Regions from separate parts of the Homo sapiens genome. Here region 2 is linked to region 1. The links are chromatin loops, found by intact Hi-C in ENCODE. Cell type or tissue: dorsolateral prefrontal cortex. All regions are shown on one strand. Each heading gives the region's core, and the rest is flanking DNA. Links, peaks and the distances in the headings are about the cores only.

The links. Hi-C counts contacts between places; a loop is a spot of excess contacts. Peaks named below come from ENCODE experiments on the same cell type or tissue, not always from the same donor. Only the 100,000 strongest peaks of a DNase experiment are listed, where the experiment ranks them.
Region 2: a loop joins it to region 1, with 2.2 times the contacts of the local background. A loop is called at or near these places in 4 of 110 quality-filtered maps.

What each region holds. Positions count from the first base shown.
Region 1 is chr6:134,628,728-134,633,132 of GRCh38, forward strand. No RefSeq gene overlaps it. Among named protein-coding and RNA genes, the nearest start is that of LINC03002, 91 kb to the left of the region's middle. In dorsolateral prefrontal cortex, for the core only: no CTCF peak of the experiment used is centred there; a DNase peak (open chromatin) is centred at 2,003; H3K4me3 peaks cover 946 bases; H3K27ac peaks cover 4,000 bases.
Region 2 is chr6:134,572,677-134,577,081 of GRCh38, forward strand. No RefSeq gene overlaps it. Among named protein-coding and RNA genes, the nearest start is that of LINC03002, 35 kb to the left of the region's middle. In dorsolateral prefrontal cortex, for the core only: no CTCF peak of the experiment used is centred there; no DNase peak of the experiment used is centred there.

The DNA of each region.
Region 1 (4,405 bases), core at 120-4,119:
TATAACATTCATGCTATAGAAGAATGAGAAAATTACTTGGAGGAGAAATCTTGTCTATAGTCAATTACAGAATTTCTCTGGCATGTTACTAGGCTCCACAAAGAGCTGTCAACAATTAATTTGACACATGTGGGATCATCTAACTTTCAGTGCAGATATTCAGTATGCTAAATGTAAGACTCATTGTCATTACAACTCCACAAAAGCTTATTTTGCAGGAATTACAGATGTAGGTGTTCATCAAAGTGAGCAGAGTGGTGAAGATGAATATATGTTTCCAGCTCCTAAAGGAGCCCAAATCATGTGCTGGGAGATAAGGCCAACATAGAAATGGCAAAACAAGGAAGCAGGAAGCAGGAATAAAACTGGTGGAGAAGGCCATGCATGGTAGCTCAAGCCTGTAATCCCAGCACTTTGGGTGGCCAAGGTGGGTGGATCGCCTGAGGTCAGGAGTTCAAGACCAGCCTGGCCAACATGGTGAAACTCCATCTCTACTAAAAATATAAAAATTAGTTTGGCATGATGGTGGCCGCCTGTAATCCCAACTACTTGGGAGGCTGAGGCAGGAGAATCTCTTGAACCCAGGGGGCAGAGGGTGCAGTGAGCCGAGACTGTGCCATTGCACTCCACCCTGAGCGACAAGACAGAAACTCCGTCTAGGGGAAAAAAAAAAAGGCGTTGGAGAAAGTAAAAACAGGCATTAATCACACTTTTTCAGAATCTATCAAAATCCTTTAAAAGTTTGTACCTTTTACTCAGTAATTCCATATTTATAGAAATTTATAATAAGAATGATTGTCTAAAAATTAACATACGAAAATATTTTAAAGAAGTACAAATACAGAAATATAAAAATATTTGTTTATATTATTATTATTAATTTATGCAAATATAAAAACATTTATAGCAAGGACAAAGTAGAAACAATTAGAATTTCAAACAAGCAGCAATTAGTTAAATAGTGTCACATCCTGAAAAGGAATGGCATACAACCTAGAAAAATTATGCTTCAGGAAAATATTTATTGACTTGAAGAAAATATGATATATGTTTAAGGAAATAATATGAAATATAGAACACCCTATACTGTACAATATTAATCATATAACATCCATAAATAAATATAATAAAACATATGATCATACCCTCTATACTTCTGAAGGACGCTGGATGAAGATGATGACAATGAACCATTAAAGGGATTTCATCTCCTTTTCTGGCTCTGTGAGCCCTGAAAACCAGGGACATAAATTTCAGAAAGACTACATTATTATTATTATTATTATTATTTTTACTTTAAGTTCTGGGATACATATGCTGAACGTGTAGGTTTGTTACATAGGTATACCTGTGCCATGGTGGTTTGCTGCACCTGTCAACCCGTCATCTAGGTTTTAAGGCCCTCATGCATTAGGTATTTGTCCTAATGCTCTCCCTCCCCTTGCCCCCCACCCCTCAGCAGGCCCCAGTGTGTGATGTTCCCCTCCCTGTCTCCATGTGTTCTCCTTGTTCAATAGAAAGACTACACATTTTTTTTACAGATACTAAATGACTACAGTAGTGTCACCTTCTTAGCTCCCAGAGTAAATAGATAAATTTAAGGTCATGAAACACGTGCAAAAAGGAGGCCATAAAAGAATAGCCCAATGTACTCCTGACATCGTCATCTCATCAAAATTAATTTTGTACTGCAGGAACAATGTTAATTACCATGACGTTTAACTGGAAAATAAACGCGTTATTTAAAATCTAGGACATCTGTTAGGAGCACAAACTTAAAAAGTAAGCAGGCTAAGGGAAATGCCAAGAGTGTGCCCAGCTCTTGCCAAAGAGATCTTTCACCTTTATGTACAAACTCAAGTTCACGCTGATCTTTGATGCAATAAAAAATGTACTGTACACTGTGAGACGAATCACCATAAACATTGTGGACTGTCATCCTGTGGAAGTGTGGGAGGCCACCTGTTCTCTGTACAAAGGACACAGACGCTGGTGCTGGGACCTGAAACTCAGACGAGGAAGAGAACTCAATAGGGACGCTGTCCCAGACCCTGCCCCAGGCTGATCTTTGGTGCAATAAAAAATGTACTGTACATCGTGAGACAAATTACCATAAATATTGTGGACCGTCATCCTGTGGAAGCATGGAAGGCCACCTGTTCTTTGTACAAAGGACATAGATGCTGGTGCTAGGAACTGAAACTAAGAAGAGGAAGATAACTCAATAGGGACGCTGCCCCAGACAAACGTCAAATCAGCCAGGACAGCCCCAGATAACACAGTTCTCTTATTGCTCAATCTCCAGGGACATTTGCCCAAAATTAGAGCCCACAGCCAAATACGTGGAGGCTAGGGAAGGACACTGCACTATAGGCTAAATGACTATTATCTTTGGCCTTCCAAGTCATCAGTAACTTTCCAAGGAGAAGAACTGCGAAAGAGCAGGAATATTACTACACTATTGACAGTGGTGCCGTGAAAAGCTGCAGGCTGTTAAGATAGAAAGACTTGATCCAACTCAGTCATTTATCAGCTGTTTGAGGACAAGTGTCTTGTCCTCTCTGAATACATTTTTGGATCCATAAAACTGTGAATTATATCTCCTTGGCAAGGTTTTAGGAGGATTAAAAGAAATGTTATAGGTAAAATGCCCAGAATAAATGCCTAGCATACAATAGAGGTTTAATAATAGACAAACTCTATTTCCCTTTTTTCACCTTCTTTTTTAGGTATAGTTCTATTTATTAGTTGCTTTAAAACAGCAAAAAAGTGAAGGAGGAGGAGAAGAAGGAAGAGAACAAAGGGAATTATTTTAGTGGGTTCAGACATTATAAAAATTGTCTAATAAAATAACAGGTTACTACCAACTCTAGTTTATGTCTAGGTGCCAGTTAATGCCATCTCTCTCTCTCTCTCTCTCTGTGTGTGTGTGTGTGTCTCTTTGCAAGAAGCTGTTTGCAGATTGTTCAACTGCAAATATTTCTGTGCATGTGTTTTGTGTTGACTTTCACGTGTTCATTTTTATTTTGTTAATAGAATTAAGAAAATAAAACCTGGAAACCAAATTTCTAGGCATTTTCTAGAGATCACAAGAAACTTGAGACCTGTTGTCAGTAGAACTATATCAGAACCACCTGAAGAGATGGTTTAGTTTCATTTAATTAATTTGCATAAAACAAATGCACAAGGGGAGATTGAGAGAAAGCATGTGTTTGCAAAAGGGTCCTAGATCAGAAGACCTACACGACACATTCATTCGTTTAACAAATATTTGTTGGGAAACTTTCACAGGACTGTGCTAGGGACGTGGATATTTCCCACGCTGCTAATTGCACATGGTCTCCTAAGTGAGGGCTGCAAAAGCCCAGAGTCACTTTTTAGCTGCTCTTCTGCTATTTTCCCAATAAGCGTCAGAGTGGGGACTAACCAAACCAGAAGTTTCCAGAATGTAATGCTCCATAGCTTGTAATGAGCAGGAACTAGAATGAACAACTGCATGTTAGTCACTTTTACAAGCAATGAGGACTACAGACCATGCAGCAATATAACAAAGTGGTGGCTTGTTCTAGGGAAGACACAGTGAAATACACTCACCCAGCTTGAGATACATGTGATGATCTAAAATCATGACAAAGTGTGTTTTCATGTTACCTATCCCTCATCTGAACGCTCATACAATGAACAGCTGACCCTCTACACCAGTGGAAGATTTTTAAGCAAGGTGAGATATTTCTACACAACACTCACCCATTTTGTGAAGAAAACTTCTGTACGTTGTCAAAATTTCTTATAATTATACCTAGTTTCCTGCAACTAGAAGTTGTCAGCATAGTAGTCATGTAAATCGCAGTTAACATTTTCATGGATAGAAAATTTATCTGGCCTATTTGTACCATTCCTTTGGTCATTAAAGTCTGGCTCGCTATTTCTGTCTTTAGAAATATGTTACCCTGTCTCCCTTATCTGTTTTAGTAGTATGTTGTAGCAAGAGTTTTCATTAAAAGAAAACAACTGCTATGATTTGATAAGATGGAAAAGAAGAGTTAGGAATAGTCACAGTCTCAGAAATAATTCTTGCTTTTCTTTACTTTTAGAATTTTTTTGATGGAAAAATAAGTAAAAAGAAGACATTATAAAAAATTAGTCATAATCCTAATCACTTTGTGTCCGGAATTGGTGGGTTCTTGGTTTCACTGACTTCAAGAATGAAGCCACGGACCCTCGCGGTGAGTGTTACAACTCTTAAGGTGGCGCGTCTGGAGTTTGTTCCTTCTGATGTTCAGATGTGTTCAGAGTTTTTTCCTTCTGGTGGGTTCGTGGTCTCGCTGGCTCAGGAGTGAAGCTGCAGACCTTCGCGGTGAGTATTACTGCACTTAAGGCAGCGCATCTGGAGTTCTTCCTTCCT
Region 2 (4,405 bases), core at 165-4,164, 56 kb before region 1:
ATAAAAAGGAATGAATTAATAGCATTTGCAGTGACCTGGATGAGACTGGAGACTATTATTCTAAGTGAAGTAACTCAGGAATGGAAAACCAAATATCTTATGTTCTCACTGATATGGGGGAGCTAAGCTATGAGGACACAAAGGCATAAGAATGATGCAATGGACTTTAGGGACTTGGGGAGAAGAGTGGGAGGGGGGCAAGAAATAGAAGACTACAAATTTGATGCAGTGTATACTGCTCAGGTGATAAGATGCACCCAAATCTCACAAATCACCATTAAAGAACTTACTCATGTAACCAAATACCTCCTCTACCCCATTAACTTATGGAAAAATATAATAAAAAAAAAGAAACACAGCTTACAGGTAGTAGAGTTGGAATTGAACTCTACATCTGAAATTTCACTATGTATTTATCCAACTAAGAACAATTCATTTTTCTTTAAAGTGTTTAAAACTTTGAACAACCAGCATTTTTCAATGCTTTTAGTTTTTAGGGAGTATAATTCATGTGAAAACCAAACTTTTGGCTAAGTATCACCTGCCCCCAAATTGTGGAAAGTAGGAGTACAGGTTTATAATTTTTACCACTATTAACGGTAAAATTCACTCCTGTGTAATTATGATTTGGCTGTTTATGCCCTGTTACATCCCCAGTAGCTCTTGACCCTGACACTACCCCTTTCTCTCCAATCATAAAACACCTCAGATTGCAAGTCAGAGTGACATCACTGGAGTGACAACTCTAAATTTGTGTTTTATTCTCAAATTGTCCTGCCATCCATCTCACAGTGATGACAACACAGGAGTTTGTTAAGGCATTGGGGATGGCAGGTTGGGAAATGATGAGCCAGTCAATTATTCACAGTTGCGTTTTCATTACACTTATCAAGCACCTGTTGTGTATCAGGCATTGCTGCATTTAGTTCAGAGTCAGTCCTGCCTTTTGATCCAGAAGGGTCCCCTTCTCTACCCATCCTACACCGTGAGGTGAAGGGAACATGACAGCTCAGGTTCCCCTGTGCCCCCAGACCATGCTCGAATTACTTGGGACCTGGAATTCCCCGCCCAAATGACCCAAGCCTTCTCATGGCTTGATGCAGCATCTCCTAGGCCCATCTTCCAGGGGGTGGATAACATCTCTGAAATGCACACTCAGATGGCCAAGAGGTGACTGCTTGCAGGGGACGGGGAAGGGAGATAAATTTTGGACAGACTTTGGGTTTTGGGTTTGTCCTCATAAAGAATGAGGAAACCAGGGAGTAAGAAGGGAAGGGGAGAGGGTTAGACTGGAAGGGTGCCTCCATTTCTACAGTTGCTCAGCCCAAGGGCTGCCAGGAATCCAAGAATGACAAAGATTAATTTAAAATTTTTTTAAAAAAATTTAAAGGCTAATGTAAGCATGCTATCTTTTAAAAAAAATTTTGCTCTCAAGGAGTTTTCAGGCTGGCCAGAAAGGTAGAAAAATAAATAGATCCCATCTGTACAGCAGAATAGGGCTACTTAGGCCAGCCTGACATGCAGATGTAGGAACTGACTGCAAAGAATGAATATTTTATTTTGTTTTATTATTTTATTTTATGTTTTAGAGACAGGGTCTTACTTTGTCACCCTGTCACCCAGAGTTCAATGATGTGATCATGACTCACTGCAGCCTCAAACTCCTAGGCTCAAATGATCCTCTTGCCCCAGCCTCCCAAGAAGCTGATACAGGTGCATGCCACTATGCTCAGCTAATTTTCAATTTTTTTTTTTTTTTTTTTTTTTTTTTTTTTTAGAGACAGGGTCTCCCTGTGTTGCCTATGCTAGTCTCAAACTCCTGGCCTCAAGTGATCTCGCACCTTGACCTCCCAAAGTGTTGGAATTACAGGCATGAGCCACGGTGCCTGGCCAAGGATGAATCTTGTAAACTAGGAAAGAGGATGAAAGGATGAAAAAGATAAACTAGGAAAGAGGAAATTGAGGTCAGGGTTGGGGCGGGGAGGGCGGACAGTGGGAGGGCAGGGTGGAGAGAAAGAGTACTGGCTTGGAGAAGCCATGAGGCATGGAGCAGGAAGGTTTCCAACTCTGCAAAACTGGGCTCAAGGCCCTCCAACCATGCTCTCATTTCTTGCAAAAAAATAAAATAAAATCCTGTACATGCATCTGGAAACAAGTAGAGCCAAATACACATGTGTTTAACTGACACCATCACAGTGTAGGAAAGGAACCGATGCATAGCTTAGTGTTCTTGAAGCAAAAGTCCAAGGTGGAGAAAGTATAAGAAGTGCGTAGAGATGTTGGCACATCTCAGCAAAAGTCATCTCTTACACTAGGAGGTTTAGCCTTATTTGAGAAGTGACAGGGTTTTAAGCACAAAACTGACATGATTAGACTTGATTTCAGTTAGCAATATGGAGGAATTTCAAAAGCATTGAAGACTGAAGATGCAAAGAACCAGTTAGTAGGTAGTTATTATAATCCAGGTGAATGATAATAAGAGCCTGAGCTACATTAATTTGAAATCTCAAAATGAAGATGTCTGTATGCCTTGCTTGCCACATAGTAGGTGCTCAGTAAATAATTATTGAATGAATGAAGTCAATGGCAATAGGATTGGATAGAGAAAGGGTATGTTTTGGAAATATGAAGATTATGAAAATAAAATGTGGGACTGACAAGGTCTGAAGTCAGGGATAACTCCAGGATGTCTTTTTGAATGTCAGGCAGATGACGGTGTCAGTAACTAAAAAGGGATGTCTTCTGAAGGGGATATGATGAAACAAGTTGAGATGACTCAAAGGCAACAAAATATAACCCTAGAAAAGTGGGTATAATTTTTAGTTTGTATCAGAATACCTAGACCATTTGTAAAATGCAGATTCCCAATTCTCATTCCCAGATCTTTCAATTCACAAAAGATGGGATGAAGCCTGGGACTCTGCATTTGGAATGTGCATCCCAGGTGATACTAGGGAAGGGTGAGGACAACTTATTTTGAGAAATTTGTTTAAATCTAGAGCTTTGGTGAGAGGTTGGAAATATAGATTTGGGAATCATGACTTAAAGATAATAAAAACCAATACTGACTAACCACAATGTGACAAACTGTTCTACGCTTTTTACTGTATTGACAAACAGACTTCATGCCTCTCTCAGGTAGATATTATTACTCCCTGTATTTTACAGATCAGAAAACTGAACCATAGAGAGGTTTGTGAGTGGCAAGTGGCATATACAAGATTTGAACTTAGGCAGCCTAAGTTCAAGGCCAAAGCCTGTGTTCTTAACCATTATTCTATTCTAGTCCTTGATGTGCTGTATTACTTGTTGAGAGTAATTAATAGTGGCAAAGGGGATGAGATTGCCCAGGAAGATGTTATGCATGTGGGTCAAATACTGAATCCTGAAGAACATCAAATATGAGTGGCAGATGAAAGTAGAGGATTAGAAGAGACTAAAGAAAAGTCTGTGAACCCATACTGGACTCTTTAAAGATAACACAGAGAGTAAAACTGCAAAGAAACTCTTAATAAATATTTTTTCATAGTAACATTGATGATGAAAACATAAGTATTCTTAGGGACCCTGAAGGAATATTTCACTAAGGTATCATCTAATGGCACGCTGTGATGTTTCTTCATAATATTTTCAACTACACTGTATTTTTTTTAATTGCTGAAAATGGAGGAAGTAACCTGGAGACAATATAATTTACGTTAAGATTTTTTTAAGGAACAAAATGAATGTGTTTTACAGGTAGATGTTAAATAGTGGAAACCAATATGAAGAAAACTGCTTTTATTGCTGATGAGTTATCTATCTCCAACAATAATCAGCATTTGGAATGGGGATTTAAATTCTAGTCTTTTTTGTACAACTCATACTCATATCTCAACTGGATGAACTTGAAAATGCAATTGGTTTTCTTGGTATTTGCAAATACTTAGACCTTATTAATTTTTGGTGTCCACAATCTTTATATAGTCACAGAAACACACTTTAATCTCTTGAATTTTCCTTTATTTGTCAGCAAACATAGTCTGCTAGTACTGGCAAGAATGTTAAATTCACATTAGGAGATACAAAAATAAGGGACTTCTATATAACAATAAAACAATTTTCTGGCAATAATTTAGTCAATCATTGAAACAAATTTTGAAGACTATGGAACCATTTGCTCTGATTGCACGTTCCTTGGCTTTCTGAAATATATTTTCTGTCACTTTGTGGGTCCATGAATCCCTGGGTGCACTAAAAGTTTAAAGAAACAATCAACTTCTTTTTCATTATCCTGTCTCTACTCAGTCACAGGATGGCCTTGATTTATTTGTGTAGTGTAAAAGAATCTCTTTTTTCTCTTGAGGGAGTTCCATCTGAAAAGATATTCCTCATTATAACTAGTCACAAAAATACTTAGAGTAAG